Regions from separate parts of the Homo sapiens genome. Here regions 2 and 3 are each linked to region 1. Evidence: read pairs that join two places in POLR2A ChIA-PET (ENCODE). Cell type or tissue: OCI-LY7. All regions are shown on one strand. Links, peaks and the distances in the headings refer to the core of each region. The heading gives the core; the rest is flanking DNA.

Region 1 (8,635 bases), core at 1-8,000:
CTGGAGCCCTGGAGCATTGCGAGGTTTGCATGCACGGCTATTATGCAAACACAGAGAAACTTAAGAGCGACAGAACAAGGAACAGGCAGAGACTGCAAAGCCCTCGCAAGCTCCGACCCAGCTGCCGGTCCTCCGCCAGGCTAGATTGCATTTTCGCAGTGTTGATTTAAAATGGTGTACTCGCTTCCCCCACGTTCCCCCACCCCCTTCCCCGCTCTCCTCCCACTCCTTCCAGCACACCCCCCCTCCAGCTTTTATTATATTGGCACCAATCTTTCCAAAGTGGGTCTGGCATGCTAAAAAAGTAAACATGTACTATATGGGGAATAAGGTCTGTATAGTATGACAGTTGAAACTTGATCTGTGATAAAATTACAGGATGTTGAAATTACTAGTAAGCTATTTTTAACGCTTTCGCAACGTTTCACCTCTAGTCACAGCATCTAGTTGAAACAGGATTACTTTAATGAAAATTATATTCACATGGCTGAAGTTAATACACCCGGCAGAGCACAAATGCCTCATATTCAGTGACTTGAGGTGGAAAGACCCTCTGTGTGTATTTTTATGCCTTTTCATAACGTCTGCGTCCGCTGCAGTAAGAATTAGGGCACTTAACATTATCTAAACCACATTTTTGATTCAGAATATGGGGAAGTAATAAAAGGCAAAATCTATCTCGTTTCTATACACACAGAGATAAACGAAAGAAAATGGCAGATCCTCTAATTACAATAAATAATAAAAGCCCATGCCAAAGAGCCGGTATTCTGAAAGCTGTCGAAAACTATTTTAATAATTTAAAGTAATATCACAACTCTGCACCATGGAGGACTACAATTCGCAGTCTCCCATCTTTAACATTAGCCAAATTATGACTTGCACATCACTCTTTAATTATCTCTTGAAATTTCATCTGATCTTTCTATTTTATAAACATGGGTTACAAAGAGAAATTATAGCTCTCCTGCGCTTTCTCTCTCTCTTTTTAACTTTATAATGCATACTGCAGACGTTTGATTAGAATCGCCCATTTTGTTCATTTTTAACATATGAATGGACTTGACTGAGGGGCATTTTACATGTCTTTTTTAAAAATAGATATGCCTAAAGCTTCTGTTAGTCTCTGTCGTGTTAGCGTAAATATATACATCCAGTTCAAGAAATCCTATATTAAAAAAACTTGAGTTGCAGTATTTTGACAAGATCGTATTTGAGATCGACTCTGAGTCAGTTTCCTGTATGACCAATGCAGCAGCATTTATGCAGGAAACCTCAACAGAATGCCTGAGGGTATCCCTCAATTGTATATTAAATCTCTTTCTTAAAAAATTATACAGCTCTTTACAGCATCTAAGCTACTTCTACTGTCTTTGGTGCTGTAAGTCTTTAAGTGTGTAACGAACTTCATCTAATTAGAAACCCTGTTTCTTCAGCTCTTCAAGGTAGGCACTGAACTAGGATGCATGCTGCCTTATCTCTCCGATAAGGTTTCTGAGATGTTAACAATTGCAGGGATCTGGGTCTGAATATTTTTGAATATCCGCAGCCTTGTAATCAGATGAATGCTAAATTTCAAAACCGAATCACAGGGGTATCTTTCCCCCTCTTTTTACAGCACTGCCCCCACCCCCCGTGAACATAATAAATCTAATAAATCAAACCAATACTGTGAATGCCTTTTAAAATTACAGATCACAATAGTGTTTACCCCTCCCCCCCAAAAATCCCTCAATTTTACCTCTTCTTTAATGTGATGTTTGATAGGCACCTGTAAATTATCTGTGTAGCAAATATCCATACAAAGAAAGTTTCAATTAAGATAAGGAGATTGTATTGAAACAGTTCTTTGAAGTAATGTAGTTAATAGCCTGTTTGATTTCTGCTTGTGAGAGAGTAATAACGTGGATTCAAGGCTCCATCAATCACAGAGCAGATGTAAGACTTGAGACACCGACACCCAGGGGAATAGAGGCAAACTCCTGCAGTGCAGGGTCCCTGGGCTAATGTAAAGTAAATACTCATAAACAGATTGAATGTTGTAAGAAGACAATCCATTCAGGACAGTTATAATCATGAAAGCAACTGCTTTATTTATCTATAAAAAAGCTTGTAGCTGGAACTTGCTGTGTATAAAAGGTGGGAGGGAGAGTAGTATATGTTTATATGACCCACTACTTCTGGGCTCTTTCTTGTACTGAAACACAGAATCCGGTACCCACACACCTATATTCTTGCTGCTTTACTAGCCAAAAATCCAACTCTCTAAGTTAATCTCGTGTATTTACACGGTAAAAAATTAAAAATCATTCTTGCCCCTCAAGGGGATGGGAGAGCAGTAGACATTATTCAGTGTCTGTGAATCGCTTCATAAAGGATCAGGAGGATTAAGTTAGTTGCAAAAACCAGCAGTGACATAATTAGGCAGCTTGGACTATAATAAACAGGATCATAAAAAAAGAAAAAAAAGGAAAAGTACAGTTTGAAGAAAGAAGGCGACCATTTCGAAAATGCAAACCTCTCTGCGTACCCCTGGGCCTCCCCTCCCCCAAATTGCAAAAGACAACTGAAGCATTTTTGACCTTGGCTACAATAATACTTCATGTTTTAGCACTTTAGTCAGCATTTTATCTACTAATTGCTACACACTACCGCATGTGGCTCGAATCTGCCACTGCAGCTTTCTCTCATTGGTGAGCGAATTGCTTGATAAAGACTGGGAATTCAACCTGGCTGTTTCCTTTCTTGCTCCCCCTCAGCCATCCACCCCCCCACCCCTTTTCTTTCCTCTTCCAGCTAGAAGCCACTAATTTTCCCAGAAAATACCACATGGATGAGAATAGGGACAGTGAATTGTTCCCTGATCTCTCTCCACTGGTTAAAGCTCGGGTCACTTTTGCGATCCGGAGGCAAAACGGAGGCGGTGAAGGGGGGTAATGGGGACGAGGAATTAGGGGGACGAAGCGAGGGGCGAGTGGATTCTGGCCTGTTGGCGGACCTGATGCTAGGTGATTCTGAACGTGGGTCCCTTGCCCAGTCCATCGCTGGTTGGAAGTCTGTGGGGCTCCACGCTGCCCACCTGGGGACCTCGAGTTAGGCACGCTCTCCTGCTCTTGCTTGGTCAGTAAGTGGGGTTCGAAGGGGTAGCCCTGGAGTCTGCAGACTGATTCGTAAAGAACCAGCACTGTCTGAGGGTCAGCCACCGCCTGGTCCCATCCCCCTCTATGCCTGGCGCCATCGTGAGCGGCGGGGGCGGGTGGCGTTATTAATAAGGAGGCCTTGAGCAGAGCAGGCTCGCCAAGCCTTAGTGCAACAAGTCTATTGGTTTGAAGGAGGATCAACCGGGTTATACGGGTCATTGCTTTCCAGGAGACCTCTAGTGGTCAAAGGTTGAGCTACATCTCAAATTTGGGTCTATTCGTCGCCTGTCTCAAGAGCTGTGGTGGGGGTGGGACTCCAGCCCAGGTCCAGGTGGTAAAGGCTGGAAGCTTCAGAAGGATGGGTATGGGGACAGATTTCTCATGAACTTGGAGCCGGAGCCAAGAGAGACACAGGGAACTCGGAGCAAGTGATCCCCTGGGAAGGGTCATGTGATGCCCTTTGTGGGCACTGGAAGCCCCAAGTTCCCCTGCCCTCGATACAGATGGAGACTTCCTATCTCATCTTGATTTTCCTCCCGAGTCTGAGATTAATCAAATATTATGCAGGAAGTTGGATTAAATTTGCTCAAGCCTTTCCAGTTACAATAGCAATGCTGAGTCTGTTTATTTTTTCTAATTTGTTTGTAAATTAAAGCCAAGTCCCATTCCCTCACCCCAATCACAAATACACCCTAACACCCCTTAATTTTAACAATTTCATTGCCTTCAAGTGCCCTTGACATTTATGGGTTACTTAGTATAGAAATAACTAAGCTTTTTTTTTTTTTAATTGCCTGCACTGCGGGGTACATATATGACGTTTGGCTAAATTGTAATCTTGCCCCTCTATTCAGAATGCCACGGCATTCCATCTCAAATGGCAGGGTGCTGGAGGAAAGGGTAGTGGTGACTCAGGCTTTCAGACTCATTTGTGATCCACATATTAATAAATAATTTGATCAAATTTCCCCCCAGCATGGTATTAAAGAAATTCCTGGGAACACCTATCATAGGTCATACTCAAAACAGAGGTCCCAACCATCTGAGGTTATGAAAACATCTTGCCATACCTGATTTTTTTTTAAAGGAGACAAGAAAAAATGTACAGACATGGAGTCTTGGCTCCAATGGGGCACTCATATATTGCCTACTAAAATTTCTCTGTGCAGTTTCAAACGGACATTAATGATGCCTTGTATTTGGTGATTTACAACTTATAATTACTTGACAAGCATTAAGTAACTCATTACCTAGAAGCAGAGTGGGTACGGTAGGTAAATCACTAGACTGAAAGTCAAGGGGATCATTCTTCTCTGATTTGCTGTGTCTCCATGTCCATGACTATAATTATCTGCAGGACTCAAACCCTAATTCTGGCTTTGTCGGAATTTCTCAGTTATTGTGGCAGAATTATCCAGGCTGGTCATCTGTATAGAGGCAGCTGCCCTTGCTGGGGAGTCATTCAGACCCATGGAAGTGCCGGCAAGTCCCTTGACCGCCTCCACCTACATTTTGCCATGTCACAGACTGATAATTTTATGACTTGTTATTGCAGGTTGAAATATGTAAACGTGGTAATTCACTAAGGGTATAAGGAGATCTGTGTACTTCAGAAGAAAAATAATACCAAGAAAAACAGTGAGGTTGGTTCTGTTTTCATTTCCAATAAGCTTTGGCCAAAATAAAATTGGGTGGGCTTTCAACAAAGATAGTAGGGGACCAGATGAATTTCCCTCAGGGCTTAAACAACGCCCTTCTAGAGATGTGCTGGCACTAGTTCCCGCAGACTCCCTAGAGCTGATGATTACATTTTCAGAAATTTTGCAAGTCAGATGTCAAACACATCCACTATTGAACATTAAATTATATAAGCTCTCAAATAAATTATATTAGAAAACAATGGTAATATACCCTCAACACTCTAATTGTTTTACTATATTTAACTGTTATCTATACTCTGGAGGTTATTTATGTCTTTTGTATTTTTGTGGCCGCAATACAGTATCCTCAGAGGACTGGTTCCAGGACTCCTGGCAGATACCAAAATCTGTGGATGCTCAAGTCCCTTATATAAGATGGCATAGTATTTGAATATCACCTACTCACATCCCCCTTATACTTTAAATCATCATATTGTAATAACTAATATGATGTAAATGCTATGTAAACAGTTGTTATATTGTTTTATTTTTCACTTATTTTTATTTTTCACTTATTTCACTTATTTATATTTTTCACTTATTTTTATATTTATTTATTTATTTGTATTTTTTTGAGACAGTCTCATTGTGTTGCTCAGGCTGGAGGGTAGTGGTGAAATCTCTGGTCATTGCAACCTCCGCCTCCTGGGTTGCAGCGGTTCTCCCACCTCAGCATCCCGAGTAGTTGGGACTACAGGCGTGCGCCACCACACCTGGCTAATTTTTGTATTTTTTTGGTAGAGGCAGGGTTCCAACATGTCAGTCAGGCTGGTCTCAAACTCCCGACCTCAAGTGATCCACCTGCCTCGGCCTCCCAAATTGCTGGGGTTATAGGCGTGAGGCACCATGCCTGGCCTTTCTGAATATTTTAAATCTGCAGTTGGTTGAATCCTCAGATGCAGAACTTGTGGATATGGAGGGCCAACTCTACTATATAAGGGTGTGCTACTCCCCATCTCTTCCCAATTCACATCCATTGACATCCCATTGGTAGCTTGAAATAGGCCATGGTGGGGTATTTATACCGTGGAATTCAGCAAACATTACAAATCAGAGCTTGATTCATTGTTTTGTTGATTGGACTTGAGAAAGTGATGAAGACAATGTTAATACTGCAGATTGTGATGATTAATTTTATGTGTGAACTTGAGTGGGCCATGGGGTGCCCACATATTTGGTCAAACATTTTTCTAGGTATATCTGGGGGAGTGTTTTTGGATGAGATTAACGTTTGAATCACTAGACTGAGTAATGCAGACAAATGATATGCAAAGTAAACCCCCTCGTGGGTGGGCATCATCCAATCAGTTGAAGGCCTGACTAGAACAAAAAGGCTGAGTAAGAGGGAACTCCTCTCGACTGTCTGCTTGACCTGGGATATTGGTCTTTTCCGGCCTTCAGATTTGAACTGAAACATCTGTTTTCCTGGTTTTCAGACCTTTGGACTCAGATTGGAAGTACACATCAGCTCTCCTGGGTCTCCAGCTTGGTGATTACAGATCTTGGGACTTCTTAGCCTCCATAATCAATCATGTGAGCCAATTCTTCATAATAAATTAATCTGTCCCTGTCTTTCTCTCTCTTTCTCTACACATACTCCACACAACACACACACACACACACACACACACACACACCTTATTCTGTTTTTCTGGAGAACTCTGACTTAGGTTTAACTTAAAAGTGTGTCAAGCCTGTAGCCAATCATATTGTGAAAGCACAATTGAGGAAATATTTTGAAAACTATTATTTGATACCAGCAAAGAAGGTGTTCATGTCATTGATGAAAGAGGGAAGTTCTGGGATACATCTCTGTTTTTTCTCTTTTATTGTACTCCTTAATATAAGTGAAAATATCAATCAACATTAAAGTTAGAGCTACACTTATTTATTAATTGCAACCATAGATTAGGTATGGATAGCAGAGTTCAGCAAACAGGAACAGAAGCATTCTATGAGAATAAATTAGCTATCTGGAATTCACAATGAAGAGTGTGTATAATTATTATTTGCACATTTCTGCTATACTTCCTGTATATCTGCAAAATATATAATAAAATTGCACACATATATGTGCATAACTTGACCTACATATATACATATATAGATCTATATATCTAGATCTAGATCTTTGTATATATTTAAATAAAACATACATACCTTTTTGGGGGTGAGGAACTAATTGTTAAAGATTTGAAAGCACACCACATTGTATAGGTATCTTTGAACATGATATACAATTCAGACTTCTAGAGCAGGGGCCAGCAAACTACAGCCTACCACCTGCTTTTCTATAGCACCCAGGCCAAGAACATGTTTTACATTTTTAAATGGCTCAGAAAAATCAGTAGAAGAATAATATTTTGTGACATATAAAAATTATATGCAATTCAAATTTCAGTGTCCGTAAATAAATGTTATTGGAACACAGCCATGCTTTTTCATTTATGTATTGTCTATGGCTGCTTTCGCGCTAAAACAGCAGAATTGAGTAGTTGTGACAGAGACCGTATGGCCCTCAAAGCCTAAAATATTTAACTGTCTTGCCCTTTGTAGTAGAAATTTGCTGACTCCTGTTCTAGAATATGGAGATACATCCCTTGGTTGGGAGTAGTCAACTCAACCAAATGACCTTTTGAAGTCTTTTCTTGCCTTTGGTCCTAGAAATACTTCCTTGGTAAACAGATAGAAAAAAAAAAGGAATACTCAGAGTTTTTGTGAGGCAGTCAAATCATTGACAAGGTCACGGGGAGAGCCCATGCCATCATAAAAGTAAGAGTGGAGCATGAGAATTCTCACTCCTTGGTTTGTATTCTGACCACTGCATGACAGTGCCTTTCTTCCTTACTGCTTGTCCTAAAGCACTGTATGATTTTGTTGGGCGCTGTTAAATATTTATTGAGTTTTCTTGTCCAGAGTGGTTCGGTTACTGTGTGTCTGTGTGTGTGATGGGACCCTTCAGGATTAAAGGTGCTATATAAATAGAGGATTATTTTATGACTTGTTATTGCAGGTTGAAATATGTAAATGTGGTAATTCACTAATGCTATATCAGTGCATGTATCTGGGAAGCTAGAATGCATTATCCTGCTATTTGAATCTAACATCATTTACATCCTTTTTTAAAAAAGGTGCCCAATCAATTTTTTTTTAAATGAGGAAACGCAGTAGAGGAAAAAAAACCTCCTTTAATGCAATACTTCAGCTGAAAGTTTAATGACACAAAAGGCAGGCAATTCAAAGTTACAGTTCCCACAGCAACTGTAACTCTGCTATATAGCACATTTAGGCATAGATTTCACAGCATGTACTGCAATACAAAATACTCCACACTGGGCATGCAAGGGGGCAGAGTTATGGTTGCTATGGGTACCATGACTTTGAATTTCCAGATTTTTTGAGAGTTTAAATTTTCAACCAGAACATCACATTAATAGTTCATTTTTTTTGCATTGAAAATAATAAAGGTTGTATCACTGTTTCCACTGTCAAACCCATCTCCAGCTCAGTCCACTGCTTAGTATAAATACCTACCCAAACGTATTCACCCTACTTGCTAAAATTAAACACATGACCTCAGCCCAGGGAGTATTTTAGTTTGCAAATTTGTATGCGATGACTTTCACTGGATTAACTAAATCTGCTCCCTCGTCCTTTCTCAAAATCACGCATACATTCAGATTAACCCTCTCAGCATTCTGGTATATTTTATCTGTTATTCATAGGCTGAGAGGATATGATAATCACATTCATTGTGTATGAATGTGTGATGTATATATTTATAATTTATACTCT
Region 2 (8,930 bases), core at 1-8,000, 190 kb before region 1:
GGTGGTTAAAAACATGACCCAAACCACCTTACATGTTTCTGTGTGTGTACACACAAAACTCACACCCCATAAAACCAAATAGGATGACTTTTCTTTTGAAAAGGCTAATCCAGTATGTCAGTTATCCCCAAAGATGTGGCCTGGGAGATTCTTCTTGGGAATGACAAGAAACCAACTGGATGAAAACAACATGACTACTTATCACTCAAAAGACCGAGGCTAGAGAAGCTATCAGGACTGCAGCTGCTCCTCTTCTGGCCAGTTGAGCTCCATCCTCTTCCCAACCCCCTTTCCCAGACCATTTAAAGGAATCAGTGCCAACGCCAATGTAAATCATTTTGGCTCCTGTTCTAATTTCTGAAATTCCTAAAATATCTGTGCAGCCCACAAATATGTCCTCTAGACTCTGTTGTTATTCGGCAGCTTGCTGCCAGTGAGGTTTTTGTTTTTATGATTCTCTGGTATGTAGGACAGTTTCACAGCCTAGATAAGGTAAGTACAATGCTCAATATTTTCACAGAACCCAATACTTCAAAGCAAAGCATTTGGCTGGGTAAGCAGTGTATAAGCTCTTTCAACTATGCCATTTATGAGGAACAAAATCCTTAAGTTGCGGATCTACAAAGGAACGTTCTTTGCACTATTGTGTGCTTGACTGTTTCTTTTTCATTTGTTCCACTAGAATCAGTTGCTTCAATTTGTAAACAATAACTTTACCACCCAAAGCTGCTCAAAATAAGATGTGGAAAAATTACAAACACACAACAACTAGGACAGTCAGTCAGCCTCAAAAACAAAACAAAAACAAAAAGACCTGCAAACAAAAGCAATACCATTTAATAAAAAAAAAAAAAAAAAAAAAAAAAAAGACGAGAAGGAACTGGGAGAAAATGGAACTACCTGTATATAAATTAGGTGAGCAAACAGTGATACAGGTAGTTTTAAGAAGCAAATATATACAGTCAATTTAACAGTGTTTACTTCTCTGGATTGTTTAATAGTGTCAAAATGAAAGATCTATTGAAGTTTCACTATACATTGCATTGATTGAACCTTGGAGAGTTTTATGAAAAAGAGGGGCATCCCTTGCCATCTGTTTGCCAGTCTTCCTTGCCCCTTCCTTTGAAATGCCTGCCTCTTTTTTGCCCAGATTGTTTCCTGACCATCCGAACTCAGATGGGGTCCTCTAAGTTCTTCCTGGATATTCACAAATCCCTTCACAAGGCCCACGTGCGAAGTGAATGATCTGGAGGTGCCTGGGCATCTGTGTTGGAAGGGAGTCAAGACTCACCAGCCAGTCAGTTTGTGGGCTAGAGTTGTCCCACAAAAATCAGGCATGTTCACCTCCCCTCTGGGCCCCTACAGCTGGGACTGATCATAGCCTCAGATTAGAAGAAATACTGACTTCTAACTCTATAAGCCAGCACTCCTGGGTAAGGAGTGAAGCTCTGTTGGCCATGCCGCTTTGGACTGCTGGGCAGAGCTGAGCCTACAGTTTTGTACTGGGGTGCACGGATGACAGCTGGGAAGATGGAAAGGCAGCTTGAGGATTTATAGCAGCTAAAGGGTAAATGCTGTTATGCAAAAGGTCCCCATATGAACTTCCTACAGGTGTAGCCGCAGCCAAGTGTCTGTACAGCTGCTGAGAATTTGTCGGTGATGTAAAAATTCCTCTTTGCATCACAAGCGAGTGGAAAGCCAGGGGCTGCATGAGTGGAGAAAGCACAGTCTGGTTTTTCAAGTACTGCAGAGAATGAGAATACCCAGCCGGGAGCCTGGAGTTGAGGCCCGAGTTACACAGGCTCCCGGAATACAGACCTGGGAAGATAGGGGAGGAGAGGGGAAGCTTGTGGCCTTCTGATCCGCCCCCGGAATGCCCACCGTGCGCTGCTTTGCTGCCTTCACTCTCCTGCTCAGAGGCCTTCTCCTTCCCAGAGACCTCCTTGGATGGGTCTAAGGGAGACACTGCCCGGGCCTTTTTCCCTGCAATCACAAGGTCCAAATCCTCCAGGCTGCGCTTGATCGGCCGCGCCGCCCCAATGTTCTGCGGGCTCATTTTCCGGTGCAGGATTGGGTGGACCATGCCTTCCATCTTCCTGAAATTCTCCAGTCTCACATGGTGAGGTTTTCCTGATCTTGAAAGCGATTCAGGGTATTTTTTAGGGCCTGACATGGTCATGGGTGATACCCGACAGGCTTTGGGGTGACAGTCTCGACTCTGGCTGCCTAAGACCTGGAACTGGGAGATGCCTTTGCTCTCCTGGGGCCCTGTGGTGGAATGAGCCAGGCCCAGGACCTTGCCGGTAGGTTTGTGCGGGTTCTTGGGAAGGCTCAGATCTGTAGGCTGATCATCCGTAGGGGCTTCTGCTGCCGCCGACTTTTTGTCTTGCAGGTGCAGGGACGTGAGATAATTTACATGGAGCTTTTCTTGGTGTCTGTGGGAAGGAAAAGAACTGTTTTCCGATTCCCTGTACATGTCCCTGGAAGGGTATTTGGATGTCTGTTCATTATGAAGATGGTGCTCGGTGTGTCTGTAGAGGCTATGGAGATGAGGGGACGAGTAGAAGTCAGCCAGGAAGCTAGGCATGTGGGAATGGGGGAGGGCCCTTTTCTCTAAGAGTTTATCCTTGCCCTCCTGAATTTCTTGCTTCAGGACGTAGGAGTCAGCAAGGGGGTTAAGGTGATGCTTGGAGAAGCTGCAGCGGTGGGGATCTGATCGACTCAGTTTCTCATGCTTAAAGATGTCATTGATGGTCTTTCTCTCTTCCGAGGGCTTGCTTCTGAAACTCTGGACGTGCTGAATCACTGATGGCCGGCTGACCGCCATATGGTCAGTGCTTTGGCCATGGTGGGTCTGGGACAAACTGGAACACAAGTCATCCCTAGCAATCAGTTTCTTTTTGCTGATCAAAGGGGGTGGGGAGCCATAAGGGTAGCTGCTGGAGAGGCTGGCCCCACTCACTTGGGACAAAAGCTTTTTCTTGGCCAGTGGGGACATGATGCCTGGGTTGCCCCTAGAGTAGAGCAGGGGCGTGTAATTAAGTCCATGGTTCTCGTTCATGGGCCCAGTCAGGTCTTTGTCTTTGAACATGTCAAACGACTGGACCACAAGGACCTTTGGGGTCTGCTTGAGCGCATTGTGGATGTCGTCACTGCCCAGCTGGTCCACCTTCACGGTGCAGTTGGCAATGTAATCTGCCATGGCGGGCAGTTTGTCATCCTCCGTCTCATTCTGGTTTGCCAGCGGTGGCTGTGTGGTGGGGAAGCTGGGGAAGGATGCTTCTTGGGGTTCACTTTCAGGGCTCTCTGTAAAACAGCACAGTTTGGATTCTTGTTTTGAGTCCACCAGGGCACTAGGAGAGGTGAGTGGCTGTTTGCTGGCCCCAGGGACCAAGGCTGAATCTTTTTCTGGGGCCAGAGGAGCACTTGGGAGTGGAGGTGTGGGCCCCTTCTCTCCCGCCTCCTCTGCCACCTTCTCACTGTTGGAACCTTGGTCTGTTTCGTTGTCCTTCTCTGGGTCTACTCTGGATGCCAGGGGCTTCGCTGAAAATTCCTGATACCCTTCTATTTTTTTCTTCATGTCTGCTGCTGGGAGAGGCTCAGGGATGCTTTTCTGGCTTATTAAAGTCTCTTGTTCTTTTTCTTGCTCTGATGAAACCTGGTAACATATTTCAAAAGACAGTCAGAAGAAAACCAAATACACAGACATGTTTTGCTATGAAATAAAATATTCCACACAGCAGTTTTACTTGAAAACAGGCTTGTCAATCAGCTCGTGAAGTTTCTGTAAAGCTTTATTACTCCCCAATCATGGCTCTAAACAAAGAAATCTAAATTACAGAAACATTAGGGGAAATATGCATATTCGCTTCAGTCCCTTATGAGATACCTATCAAAATAGCAAAGTATTATGTACTGATGGTATACAATCATATCACTCCTTGATTCTAATATATAGTTTAATTCTAAGGTTGTCTTCTTGTCAAATCAGTCAATTATCCAAATGGGTTTTAAATTACATGTTGTGTTTTATGATACTCCTGAGAAAGATTTTTTTAAAGCATTTCTCTTTCAAAAATCCAACCAACCCCATGTTAACGACAAACAACAAACCTATTGCAACTCCCTGCTTTCCTTAACAGGGCAAATCCCTTCCCAATGTATTCAATATGATGCACTGAAGATTAGCAATGCATAAGTGTTAATAATTTCTACTCAGGGCCAGATGATATGCAGATAATGCTAAAATATTGACAAAGTATGAAGATTTCTTGGCAGCCTGTCTACCAGAGGGACAGAGGAGACTAAGTCCTTCTAGGTTGCAGCAAACTACATTTCTATTAAAGCCCAAAATGAAGTTGTCAAAATTCAGACAGTCAGTGCCACCGCAAATATAGCTTTGCTGTTGAATGAAATAAATTATAGTCAATGAGACAGACACACTCCTTATGTGACCCTACTGACAGAAGTTGTGGGTACCAATTCGACTCATTTACTGCATTATGCAGCCATATAAACTTTGACCTTAGGAGGTCATTTTAACTTTCCATCTATGACCCAGCTGACTGACAAGCCCTTTCAAAACTGCTGTCATTCTGCCCTGACATGTCTTAGCAGAGCAGTCACAAAACAGTTGTACTGAGCTGGTATTCTTCCCCTCCTTTTTCCATCTCATCCCTTGAACTTTGTTCTTCTCTGTTAAGAAAAGATGTGCCTGTAATCTCAGCACTTAGGGAGGCCGAGGCAGGCAGATCACCTGAGGTCAGGAGTTCAAGACCAGCCTGGTCAACATGGCAAAACCTCATCTCTAGTAAAAAAACAAAAATTAGCCAGGTGTGGTGGTGGGTGCCTGTAATCCCAGCTACTCAGGAGGCTGAGGCAGGAGAATCGCTTGAACCCCAGAGGTGGAGGATGCGGTGAGCCGAGATCATGCCATTGCACTATAGCTTGGGCAACAAGAGTGTAACTTTCACAAAAAAAAAAAAAAAAAAGAAAAAGAAGGAAGGAGGGAGGGAAGGAAGGAAGGAAGAAAGGAAGGAAGGAAGGCAGGCAGGCAGGAAGGAAGGAAGGGTGGGTCTGCCAATTAGCATCTTTGGGTAAGATTGAGGATGCTGGTTTAGGAATACGTGGGAACAAAAGTTTTAAGAAATCACACCTATTTCACAGGTATTTTTCCTTAAATCCCTTTAAAAAAAAAACCCTGAATTTTAGGGACATGTTATACCTAAGAGACTTTGCTTATCATCATTATTTCTTTTTATTTTTTGTACTAGTAGCTGCCTTTTCCAGTACAAATATCATTACTTCTTCTACATTAATAATCATCACATTGGTCTCTTGAGCTTATACATGACACAAAAATAAAGACAAATGAGTATGGCAAGGGAAAAAGGCAAATTGCATCTAATTGTTAGTTTCTTATGGGGCTATAGTTTGACGCAGGGCAATGAGGGATACTCAGTCTCATTGAAGTTTCTATGATGTAGAACTGCAGTTATATCAGAGTCCCATGCTTCGGGTTGTAAAACAGGTTTAGGAAGTCTTTGAAAGCTAGGCAGAAAAAAGTAAAGGACTTTTTTTCTAGTAAGACATTTTATGATCTGCTTAGTATGTTAAATGTTAGCTTCCCACCATGCAACTTGCAATCCCATTACTTGAATATAGTGGATTCAACTAGAGGGAATTTCTCACCCTTTGTATCTCCATTGAGTTCACCGCTTCATATTGAAAACACCAAAAACTAAAAGCGATGAAAACAATAAAATCCAAACCAAAAACCCCAAATAGAGTTAATGAGAAAAAATACACCTGGCTAATAACATGGTTCTATGTTGGAGGTGAGAAGTGATTCGTATTATAAGGTCAACCTTGGAGAGGGTGGAAGATTCCATGAGGTTTAGATAACCTCATCATGACAACTTTCAAAACCTGAGACACTTACAGCTCCCTGAAGGGAACAGTTGCAGCCTACAGGAAACACAAAGCCTAACAGCTTTCAGGGTTTCTATGGACTCCAGGGAGTAAGGCTCCACTCTTGGGCATGGTCATCATCCAAGCTGACAGGCTCAGTGCATAGGCTAAAGATTCCTCCTACCATTCACAAACCAACCATTTCAAACTTAATCCCCAAATTGGAGATATTCAACGGTCAGCTGTCCCCTTGGTCCTCAGTTTGTCCCCTGGTGTTTTGTGTACATATGGCAGCTAATAGAACACACTCATCTGAAACCCTATAATAAATCACCAGGCCAAAAGTATCAAGGAAAAATGGAATGTAAGCATGCACTTGGAATTTCCTTGCTTTTGGCCATTTATGTTGCAAGCTTGCAGATGTTGAGAAATCTGCATCATCTGGCCAGGGACGGTGGCTCACACCTGTAATCTCAGCACGTTGGGAGGCCAAGGCAGGAGGATCATTTGAGGTCAGGAGTTCAAGACCAGCCTGACCAACATGGTGAAACCCTGTCTCTACTAAAGATACAAAAATATTAACCGGGTGTGGTGGTGCATGCCTGTAGTCCTAGCTACTCGGGAGGCTGAGGCAGGAGAATTGCTTGAACCTGGGAGGCGGAGGTTGCAATGAACCGAGATTGCACCACTGCACTCTAGCCTGGGAGACAGAGAGAGACTCTGTCTCAAAAAAAAAAAAAATCTGCATCATCTTCTTCCTCCTCCCCCTTTTTAGTTACTAGAGCTTAAAATAATTATGAAACCTAATAAAAACAAAAAACCCACAAATTTCTAATCTTGGTATCAATACTATTTTCTTATGTAAGAGTCAGCTGGGTAAGTTGATGTCTAGATGGGAGGTTGGTGCGTGTTGTACATGTGCAATTTAAACCAGTGTTTAATTATGGAGCCTCTTATGTGTTCATTATAAACCTGATTTTTTAGGGGGTATTTAATATCAGCATCAAAATTCCCTCTGGGGTTGAATCCTAGAACATGCTGTCTCCAAATGTGGCTGCTCAGTTTTTTTTTTTTTTTAATGGGCAGCAGCGTTTTTTATTATTCATGTTGAAATGGAGCCCAGATCAGCCTACATGACTGGCTACATGCTGGGGGTAATGGCTTCTACCAAAAGGCTGTTGGGGGCTTAAAAAGTGCAGAAACTACCTGTTAATATGAAAAATAATAATGGTTTCATAGGAACCATTTCAAAATTCCCCTATAAATAATATGCACTTAAGATCTTTTTTCCTTTTTTTTTTTTTTTTTTTTGAGATAGAGTCTCTCTCTGTCACCCAGGCTGGAGTGCAGTGGCCTGATCTCGGCTCACTGCAAGCTCCGCCTCCTGGGTTCACGCCATTCTCCTGCCTCAGCCTCCTGAGTAGCTGGGACTACAGGTGCCCACCACCACGCCTGGCTAATTTTTTGTATTTTTAGTAGAGACGGGGTTTTACCGTATTAGCCAGGATGCTCTCGATCTCCTGACCTCGTGATCCACCGCCTCGGCCTCCCAAAATGCTGGGATTACAGGCGTGAGCCACCGCGCCCGGCCACACTTAAGATTTTCTTAAATTGGTCTCAACCCATGGCTGTTGCACAGAAATCAATTATGGGAGACAAACACTTCTCTAAAGTTTTCAGGAGAGTCTTGCAGGATACAGCACCACAGTTCCAAGGTCCCCTTTCCTGGACCTCCAAAGCATTTTTTTTGAGACACGGCTTCACTCTGTCACCCAGGCAGGAGTGCAGTGGTATAATCACAGCTCACTGCAGACTTTACCTCCCAGGGCTCTGGTTATCCTCCCACCTCAGCCTCTTGAGTAGCTGGGACCACAGCGGGGCACCACCATGCCTGATATTTTTTTTTTTTTTTTTTTTTTGAGATGGAGTCTTGCTCTGTCACCCAGGCTGTCGTGATCTCAGCTCACTGCAAGCTCTGCCTCCCAGGTTCATGCCATTCTCCTGCCTTGGCCTCCCAAGTAGCCGGGACTACAGGCGCCCACCACCACACCTGGCTAATTTTTTGTATTTTTAGTAGAGACGGGGTTTCACCGTGTTAGCCAGGATGGTCTCCATCTCCTGACCTTGTGATCCGCCCGCCTCAGCCTCCCAAAGTGCTGGGATTACAGGTGTGAGCTTTGTTTGTAGAGACTGGGTCTCACCATGTTGCCCACGCTCTTCTTGAATTCCTGGGCTCAAGCAATCCACCTGCCTTGGCCTCCCAGAGTGCTAGGATTACAGGCGCGAGCCACCATGTCCAGCCCCAAAATATGTTTTAAAGTCGCACCAGCACCTCAGATAGACGGGCTGTGGAGCGGCCAAGAAGCCATGTTTTCACAGTAAAATTCTTTGATGTTAGTGTGGCTCTGGACCCTTTTCTCTTGAAGCCTGAGCATTTGCTATCAGTTTTCTACAGGATGTTTGTATCTTTCTAGATTCTATTCCTGGGCTATCTCATTCAATACTAGGCATTGGATTTCATCTCATGAGCAAGCTGAAAGGCTTTCAGGAACTGGGGAACTATGTGGGGAACTGTGAAGCTTAGATTTCTTGGTTTCTTCATCAAGCCATCCAACTGTGCAGGGACACAGCTGTGGATTCAGGGCTCCAGAAGGACCTCGAGGCAGCACATGTCTTCCAGAGGTATTTCTATGGAGCAAAGCAACTCACCTCTGCTGCATCCTGGGGCTTTGGGGCATTTTCTTTTTCTTTCTTGCTTTTAGGTATTTCATGTTTGATGCGTTTGGTTCCAGATACTTTTGTTTTGTTCTCATTTTCCTGTGAACTGTTCTCCTGTTTCCGAGGTTTGATTGGAGGCAGGGGCTTATCTTCTTCTCCTTTAATAAATCTTTCATATGGTAGGATTAATCTAAAAGGTTAACAGAAGAGATGATCGGTCAGTTGAGTAATTCCAGTAGCATCAATGCTATGGGGGTTTACTTTCTTTTCTCAATATAAGCAAATTATTAAATGACTTCATC
Region 3 (8,000 bases), core at 1-8,000, 140 kb after region 1:
CATTTGTTTGGAATTGTCAGATGATGACTTCATATGTAAATCAGAACTTAGTATAAAATGTCAAAGTTTCAAGAAGTAAACTTGATTGCAAACTTTCCTGACTATTAACTAAGGGAAAAAAGGCACAGAAATTCCTGTAATGTTTTAACTATTTTCCCCCCCTTGAAGAAAGGCATTACTCATTTGCAAGTCTAATTAAGAAGTACTTGTGTGGCTCTGGAAATTTTTAACAAAAACTTGCAACCCATTGCCCACAATATATGGCACATAAAGTAGCAACATATGAATGCCACCTGCAAAATGCAATAAACTCTAGTAATGTCATACTGAGGCCATAAATTTTAAATGAAAAGAGGAAATTCAAAAGCCAACATTATCAGAGAAACTAATTAATCCATTTTTAAAGTATTTTTCTTTTGTGATAGGGCCATTACAAACTTCTTAATATACTCTGTAAATGTAGAATATCAATTCTGCTAACAAGAGTCCTCCTCCTCCTTTGCATTTTTGACTTGGAAATAAATTTGCAAATGCAGCACATTAATTTTCTTTCCTATGCTTAATATGCAGTATTTACATTTTGAAAAGGTTCAAAATGTTGCCAGGCTTCTGCAGAGTATGAATAGACATCTAATAGCAAGTTCTATTTTTATCCACAGCATACTGGTAGTTTGAACATTTATAACTTAATAGAGCTTCGAGACCATTAGATCCACACATGCTAATCACCTAAACAGTGAACGGTAACACAGTACAACAAGTTAGGACAGGAAATGAAGATTACCCATTCCAGCTGAAGCTGCAAGGAGAAATTTAAGTTGGCAGGCCACAGTAAACCAATTTGCAATCTGGCTAGGACACTCCAGTTAACACCTTGTGCCCATTTTTATTTATCTCTTGATTTGATCTTGTTTCGCTTGGGCTTCAAATAATCATTTTTTAAAAAGTTAGATGATTAAAGTAACTGATTCCAGAGTATTTTAGATATCTTTTGACTTTTTAAGTGTACTCCTGCTTAAGGCCAATACTACAATTTGGAAAGAAATCTGAGTATTCCTATTTTAATGACCTCAGACAATAAAATCCTCTCTAATGAATCAGAAAAGGAGCACCTTCTTGTAGTGTAAATGCAATTTAAAAGGAAAAGATGTTTTGATCTGGCCGTGGTGCAAACATTTCCTGAGGGATAGAGCAGTCCTTCAGATACCCAGATATTTTCTAAAGATGCAATAATCTGGAAGATAGATCACTGAATTATAGGCTTTAGACTTGGCTCTATTCCTAACTGTGGGATGCTAAGAAAATCCCTAGGCCTCAGTTTATTTATCTGTAAAAGGAGGATAATGATAATTGCTACCTGGCTACTTCATCGAATTGTTTCAAGCACAAACTAGATAATGTGGATGAAAATGCTGGGAGTTCTTCAAAGGGAAAGTATTATTAAACCTCAAGGTGTATTACTATTATTACTTATAATTACTGTTATTATTGAAAGGATCATCTTTCTAATGCCATCATTGAAAGACAGACTAGAATAGCCATATTGAGGATGCTGGTCCATGCTATTTTTATATGTAATTGTTAACACTGCTCAAGCAGCCCAATTAACTGGGAAGAATTTGTTAATGAGGACATGCTATCACTCTGTTTCCATATAGTGACAGTCTTTAAAGTATCAAACATATATTCAATACCACGTTATTTGAAGAGTTCCTTGGTCCCAAACAACTTCTCTTTTGAGACCTAGATAGAATGACATAATGAGGTAGATATGTAGCATGATCAGGATTAGGGCAAGCCACCTATTTAGAAAAGGAGAGTGTTTACACCTAACTTTCCAATTAGAAAATCTGCCTCTCCCCTTCCCCCACCCAATTTATCACTCTCTTTATCTTTTGTTTTCCAGTTTCAAATATGGCCTGTGGTTGCCCTGATTACATTCATTTTTAAAAGATTCCCTTAACAAATTTTGTCAAAAGTAAAGAGTCAGGGCTTACAGGGCAAACTTTCAACACGTCTCTCTTGTGAAAATGAAATACCGGAGCTCTTCAACTACTAAATTCAGCATTGTACTTTTGATTCTTAGATTGACCTTACCTTGCAACTTCCTCAGGGTGAGAGATGGAAAAGTATGGTTCCATTATAAATAGTTAAAAAAATTGAATGCTTTTCAAAATATTTTTTACAAGCCACTCAGAGTATATTTGTTTAGCTTACTAGGTTCAAGGCATACCCTTGAACTCAGTATAAAATATTTCAAACAATTCTAATCATAGATTTTTGGTTAGTTTCTTCTAGAGCGTTCTATTTAAAATTGAGGTGTTTAATATTTAAAAATTTTATTTTATGGACATTGCATTTTCATTACATATTATGACAGCTTATATGAAGATGAAGCTATTTCATGACTCTCATATTAGAGAATACTCTTTTTGAATAAGTACCGATAATTTGCAGAAATCATATGAGATAATAAATTATAATGGTTAGAACAGAAAGAAACTACAATGGAAGAACTCTAGGTCCTTGGTTCGAGTCTTTCTTTTTTCATGCACTTCCTGTTGACAGTTGAAACTACCTGAATAGGAGGAGGCTGAAACTATTTAGATAAAGCTATCATGTAATTTACTTAACTTCAAAGCATACTGATTGAACTGCACTTCAGTCCCGAAGTCCACAACTGAAAGTGGGGGCTAAGCTTCTTAAAACCATATTCGTTTAGAAATAAAAAGCTTTGGTGCTAAATTAGAATACTTGTAAAGTGCTATGAAATCTTTAGAGAAGTCAACCTAATATTATTATTTCTGACCTCTTAGAGCCAAGATGTCTATTTTAAGTAATCTGACATTAAAAATGTGCTGACAAATATAGATTTAAAAAACAACACAGGAAGTTGTAAATCAGTTGGTAACCCTTAGCATCAAGGAAATAAGAGACCACGAAAATGCAGTCATTTACTTTAGTCAACCTCAGCCTTAATTTTTAACTAAAGAAATTTGCAGAAAGCATGATGTTTACGTTTAGATATTTTATTCATAGTTTGTGTGTTTCCCTTTTCTCCAGTAGGCTCATAAATTATTACCAGGAAACATGTTGTTACAGTTATAAATATTTCCCTCTCTGCTTAGCTCTCCCTAGCCCCTACCCTTTTTTTTTTTTCCTTTTTTATAAAAAAGTCTCACTTAGTGATTCTTTAACCGTATTAGGCACTTTTCTCTGGTCAGCAGGCAGGATTTTCTTGCTTTGGAGGAAACTACTGCCAATTAGTCATATGTGCTTGGCATTCTAGAAACAGGACACTTTCAGTGAGCACCCAAGCCCTTCCTCCTAGGCAAGGCAGCCTTTTATTCCATATATGGCAGATGTCATTATTTCAATGACCTAAAGAAGCATGTCTTCCCTTATACAGAATGGGTCTAGGTACTCTAAGTTTCCCTGGCTTTTCTTGAAATCTGAAATCTTAGAAATTAACTACAAAACTGATTTTGTGGACAACGGTGTACATAGCAATACATGTTCTCAAAAGAGACCTTTCACCTACAGTCTGCGAATCATACTAGTTTAGTTAAAAATAAACAAACTGAAATAGCAGCAGCTCTGAAAAATCTAGGTGGTATCTTGATTCCAGATTTGAATGTTCTAAAAATGTAGATTTTTTTCCCCTTAAATGTGTAGTCAGAGTTCTGGATTGGCTCTGCTGCTCAGTTGAGAGTAGGTCTGAGATGTGGTTTCTTTGTTTGTAAAATTAGGGAGTTGGACTAGGTCGTCTCTAGTCCAGCTACAGATGTTGTATCTTATGTTACTAAATTTCAAGTGGCTTTTTCTCTATTTATACAAAACTCAAAGTTGCTTGCCTGTGTAGATCCCCAGATTCAGTATTTTTCAGTCACGATGTAGAAGAATATTTGGAGTACACATTTAGTGCTTACTGGAATCATTGACAGGCTGAAGCTTGTCCATTTATTTTTCCTTAATTACCTTCCCCAAACCTGCTCCTCCTCCAATTCCTTTATCGTTTGGTGGCATCACCAGCTTCTCAGTTACTGGACTCAAAGCCTTGCAGCTGTCTTCAGTTATTCCCTCTCCCTTGTCCCTAACATTAAGTCAGCCATAAAACTCATTGGGGGCACCTGCTGATGCCTGTCCCACCTGTGCCCTTCTATTTTTTGAAGGATTCAACTCCATGTTCTTGCCTTCACAGATCTCGAGCTCCAGCTGTACTAGACCACTCACTCTTTCCCTGCTTGCCCAGTGCTTGCAGCAGAGTGGGTGCTCCATAATTGTTATATGAAAAAAAAAAAAAAAAAAAAAAAGAGCAAGGCAAAGCAAAGCAGAGCGAAGCAAAGCAAGGGGTGGAGGAAGCTGTGGTCTCAGCCCTGTATTGCCTGTGCTGCTCCCTCTGCTGGGGGAGCTTTTCCCTGCATCCTGCCAGGCCATCTCATCCACCTGGACTTTCCACCCAGCTCAATCAACTCTGTGAAGTTTCTCGTCATCGCCCTTGTGCTCGCAGAGTATCTTGCTTATTCAACTTCATAGTATTTGTCACATTGGCCTTGAGTGACAGCCAGGTAGAGTGATTTCTCGCCATTGTGTGGAAACAACTCGAGGACGTGGGGCACGTCATATTCATCTTAAGGACCCCTAGCTCAGGCCTTTATACACGGGGGGCATTCATTGGATGTTGAGTATTTCATCAGAGTATCTATCCATTCATCTAAAAATCTTCAGGGCTGCCTAGTTTGTTAGACCAGCTACAAGTCAGTTTAAATATTTTTCTTGAAAAACGGTAACACTTGGAGAAGCAAACCTAGTCATTGTATTGTTGCATCAGTGCAACTATCTGTATTTCATATCAATGGAGCCCTAGAGTATTTGTTTGATTAGCAGAATGCCAAACAACCAGACAGATTCTCACTGATTTGACTTCATTGATAGTTACTATTAGTTTTTGGAGACACAGTCTTGCTCTGTTGCCCAGGCTGGAGTCCAGTGGCACGATCTCGGCTCACTGCAAACTCCGCCTCCCAGGTTCAAGCAATTCTCCTGCCTCAGCCTCCCAAGTAGCTGGGATTACAGGTACCCGCCACCACGCTAGGCTAATTTTTGTATTTTTAGTAGAGACAGTGCTTCACCATGTTGGCCAGGCTGGTCTTGAACTCCTGACCTCAGGTGATCCACCTGCCTCGGCCTCCAAAGTGCTGGGATGACAGGCATGAGCCACTGCACCCCTGGCCCAGTAGTTATTTTTAACTGACTTATCATTAAACTGTTTTTTAGACACAGTGTAGTTTAAAGCCATAAAGAGTTCCTCAGAGATACCATACCCCTCACCTAGCTCCTAATGAAAGTAACATCATGAAGCAAATTTCTAGGAGGGCTGATAAGTTGCCTGACTCTAGGGGCCATGATTCACATTGCTTTCCGTGAGCCTCCTCTGGTCCCCCACTCACAATACAATGTGAAAGGTACCCACTGGAGTTGTTCAATGGGGAGGCCCTAAGGTCAGTGCTGGCCACCATTTGGGAATATAAACTGTGATGATGAAAAAAAAAAAAAGCAGCTCTCATTTATTGAGAACTTACTCTGTGTTTGGCATTGGGCTAGTTAGAAAGCACGTTATAAATAGTAGGTCCTTCAAATCATACTGCATTGGGAGGAAAGGTTTTATTGACTTCATGTTTTGAGAAAGAGCCAAAAGCTTAAAGAGGTTAAATAACTCAGCCAATGCCCCACAACTAGAAAATGGAGAATTCTATCAGAAATAGAACCCGGATCTATCTGACTCTGAAACCCACGCACCTAACTTTAGGGGGAAGGGGAACCCTAGTAGTTCATTATGGATTCCAAAAAATGTTTATCTCTAGTTTATATGTGAGGAAATACAGGTTCAGAAAAGTAAAATGACATGTGTATACTAGAGTTGTGAAAGCAGGCATTCTCTGATAAATTCAGAAAGAGAATTTGTTCACTGGCTCTACATAGTGTTGGCACTAACTACAGTGCATTGTTCCAAAATAAGTCAATGAAAGTCAAGAATGAAAGGTTGAATAGTTTTTAAAGATGGCAAGATATAAAAAGCATTGCGTGCATAAAGAAATCTGAGAACACGCTTATTTCATTTGTGTAAACAGGAAAGCGTAGGGGCATCAGTTTGCTTTTGGCCACTGTTTTCATTGGAATCACAGTTTTCTCTAGGAACAGGCATGCAGAAAAACAACCAATAACCTAGACAGTTAAAAAATACATAGAGGAATGAGGATGGTCGTGTGACCAAAGCTCCTGTGATTATTCTTCCACTGTGCACTGTAATGTGCTTTAAATCCATTTCCATATTTTTAATTAACACTTACTTGCAAAAAACTTTCTGGAGGCCATTTAAATCACAAATGGGGAAAAAATAAATTTACTTTTATCAGAAAATTGACTATAGACTATTTTGGTGGCTTTTATTATTTTTACATATTAATGATTAAAATTAAATATAGCCCGATTGTTCACCACAGAAGGCAGTGAAATAATTTTCATGGCTGATATAATTTTAAAGTCAAACCTGGGTGAATAAGATATTAGTTCTGTTGTGGATGAGTCTCATTGTCCATCCCGAGGCTCTGATTCCTGATCAGACCCATCCATTTCATAAAAGGAATTATACAGCTGTACCAAGTTACTCTTCTAACAGAGGCCCAGGGGTGCATTGGCTTTTTCTCAACAGTGGTCCCACAGGGCCTAGAGTGCTGCTTCTGCCCTGTGGATTTTAGGCACCTATTTTCGTGGTTTGAATAATTTATTTTTTTGAGTGGGAAACAGAGAATGCGATCTTACTGCACAAATACTATTTTAAAACTCTAACACCAAAAAAGCTGTATCATCTGCTAGGTCAAAACACTGTCATTGTCACTAGTCAAAGGCATAACTGCAGCTCTCTGAGGATTCACATTCATTCACAGTTCTGCAGCAAGGGTCACAGTTTCCTTGTCTAGAAAACGGCCATAACAGTGGTCACCCACTGCGTGTTTTCTTCAGAGGACTAAATCAGTATGTGGAAGGTACTCACACAGTGCCTGGCATGTAGAAAAAGCTTAAAAGTGTGAGGCTTTTTGTTTTTTAAATTTCCATGTGACATATTTATGTCTACAACAATGCTAAACAAAACTCTCTGAGGGTAAGGACTTGGTCTGTTTTGTTCCCAACTTCACTGCCTGGCAGGTAGCTAAGAAATAGTGGGAAAATAATAAATATTTACTAAAGAATTAAATGTAGGAAATAATTGTAGTTTTATATGGTCAGTAAGTCACTATCTATTGCTATTTTCCCCTGTTATATAGTCTCTTAATTAATAGTGCCAAATTTTAGGGTTTTTTTTTTCCCCCGTATCTCCCTGCTCTTCACCTCCCCAATACAACCTATACATCAGGCTGCTCCTCATCTGGGTGTCCAGTCCTGCTCCTTGGCTTTTCCATATTCATCCTATGCTAATGGTCTTCCAAAAAGTGTCCATGCTAGGTGAAGTTATGTAGAATGAATTGATTGTGGTGATAAAACTGGAATATTAGGATGAGTATAGCCTATTATCTGATGAGAGAGTTATTCTGGCCAGGAAAACTTTTGAAGGGTCGTTCTGGTTTTCACACTTGCATGAAGACAGCCTTGATGTGAGGGTTTGCTAAGGAAGCTGGTGAATCTGGCCCAGTATGTTAATTTACTTGATTCAGGGAACTTCCCAGTATTTATAAATTAACTCTGTACATTAGGCAACTAATATTTAGATAAGAAAATCAGAAAACAGCACATTCTGCAACATATCACTTCAGCAGATCGAAGTATCAATCGACTCTGGCAAAGCTAACATTGTTTAAGTAATCAAAACCAAGCAAGGACAATGAGCTACTGTTGGGAAATTCTGCTAGAAACAAGAAACCAGGGCTAAAAGCATTCAAATAATAAAGGAACATTGCAAAACCAAGCCACAGCATTAATTGGCTTAATCTAATTATACAATC

What was found. Peaks named below come from ENCODE experiments on the same cell type or tissue, not always from the same donor. Only the 100,000 strongest peaks of a DNase experiment are listed, where the experiment ranks them.
Region 2: POLR2A ChIA-PET joins it to region 1 with 10 read pairs; 9 of 35 experiments call an interaction of 5 or more read pairs at or near these places.
Region 3: POLR2A ChIA-PET joins it to region 1 with 13 read pairs; 14 of 35 experiments call an interaction of 5 or more read pairs at or near these places.

What each region holds. Positions count from the first base shown.
Region 1 is chr10:61,891,870-61,900,504 of GRCh38, reverse strand. No RefSeq gene overlaps it. Among named protein-coding and RNA genes, the nearest start is that of ARID5B, 5.5 kb to the left of the region's middle. RefSeq lists a silencer at 115-284 and an enhancer at 3,498-3,667. In OCI-LY7, for the core only: CTCF peaks have their summits at 2,606 and 3,400 (motif pointing left); DNase peaks (open chromatin) are centred at 94, 1,944, 2,664, 3,354 and 2 weaker places; H3K4me3 peaks cover 3,979 bases; H3K27ac peaks cover 3,737 bases.
Region 2 is chr10:62,085,590-62,094,519 of GRCh38, reverse strand. It overlaps ARID5B (AT-rich interaction domain 5B), which reads right to left. Exons shown (of 10, transcript NM_032199.3): 9 at 8,620-8,818; 10 at 1-3,658. The coding sequence ends at 1,490. Among named protein-coding and RNA genes, the nearest start is that of LINC02621, 170 kb to the left of the region's middle. In OCI-LY7, for the core only: no CTCF peak of the experiment used is centred there; no DNase peak of the experiment used is centred there.
Region 3 is chr10:61,747,527-61,755,526 of GRCh38, reverse strand. All of the region lies in intron 5 of CABCOCO1 (ciliary associated calcium binding coiled-coil 1), which reads right to left. Among named protein-coding and RNA genes, the nearest start is that of CABCOCO1, 89 kb to the right of the region's middle. In OCI-LY7, for the core only: CTCF peaks have their summits at 4,219 and 4,419 (motif pointing left); a DNase peak (open chromatin) is centred at 4,376.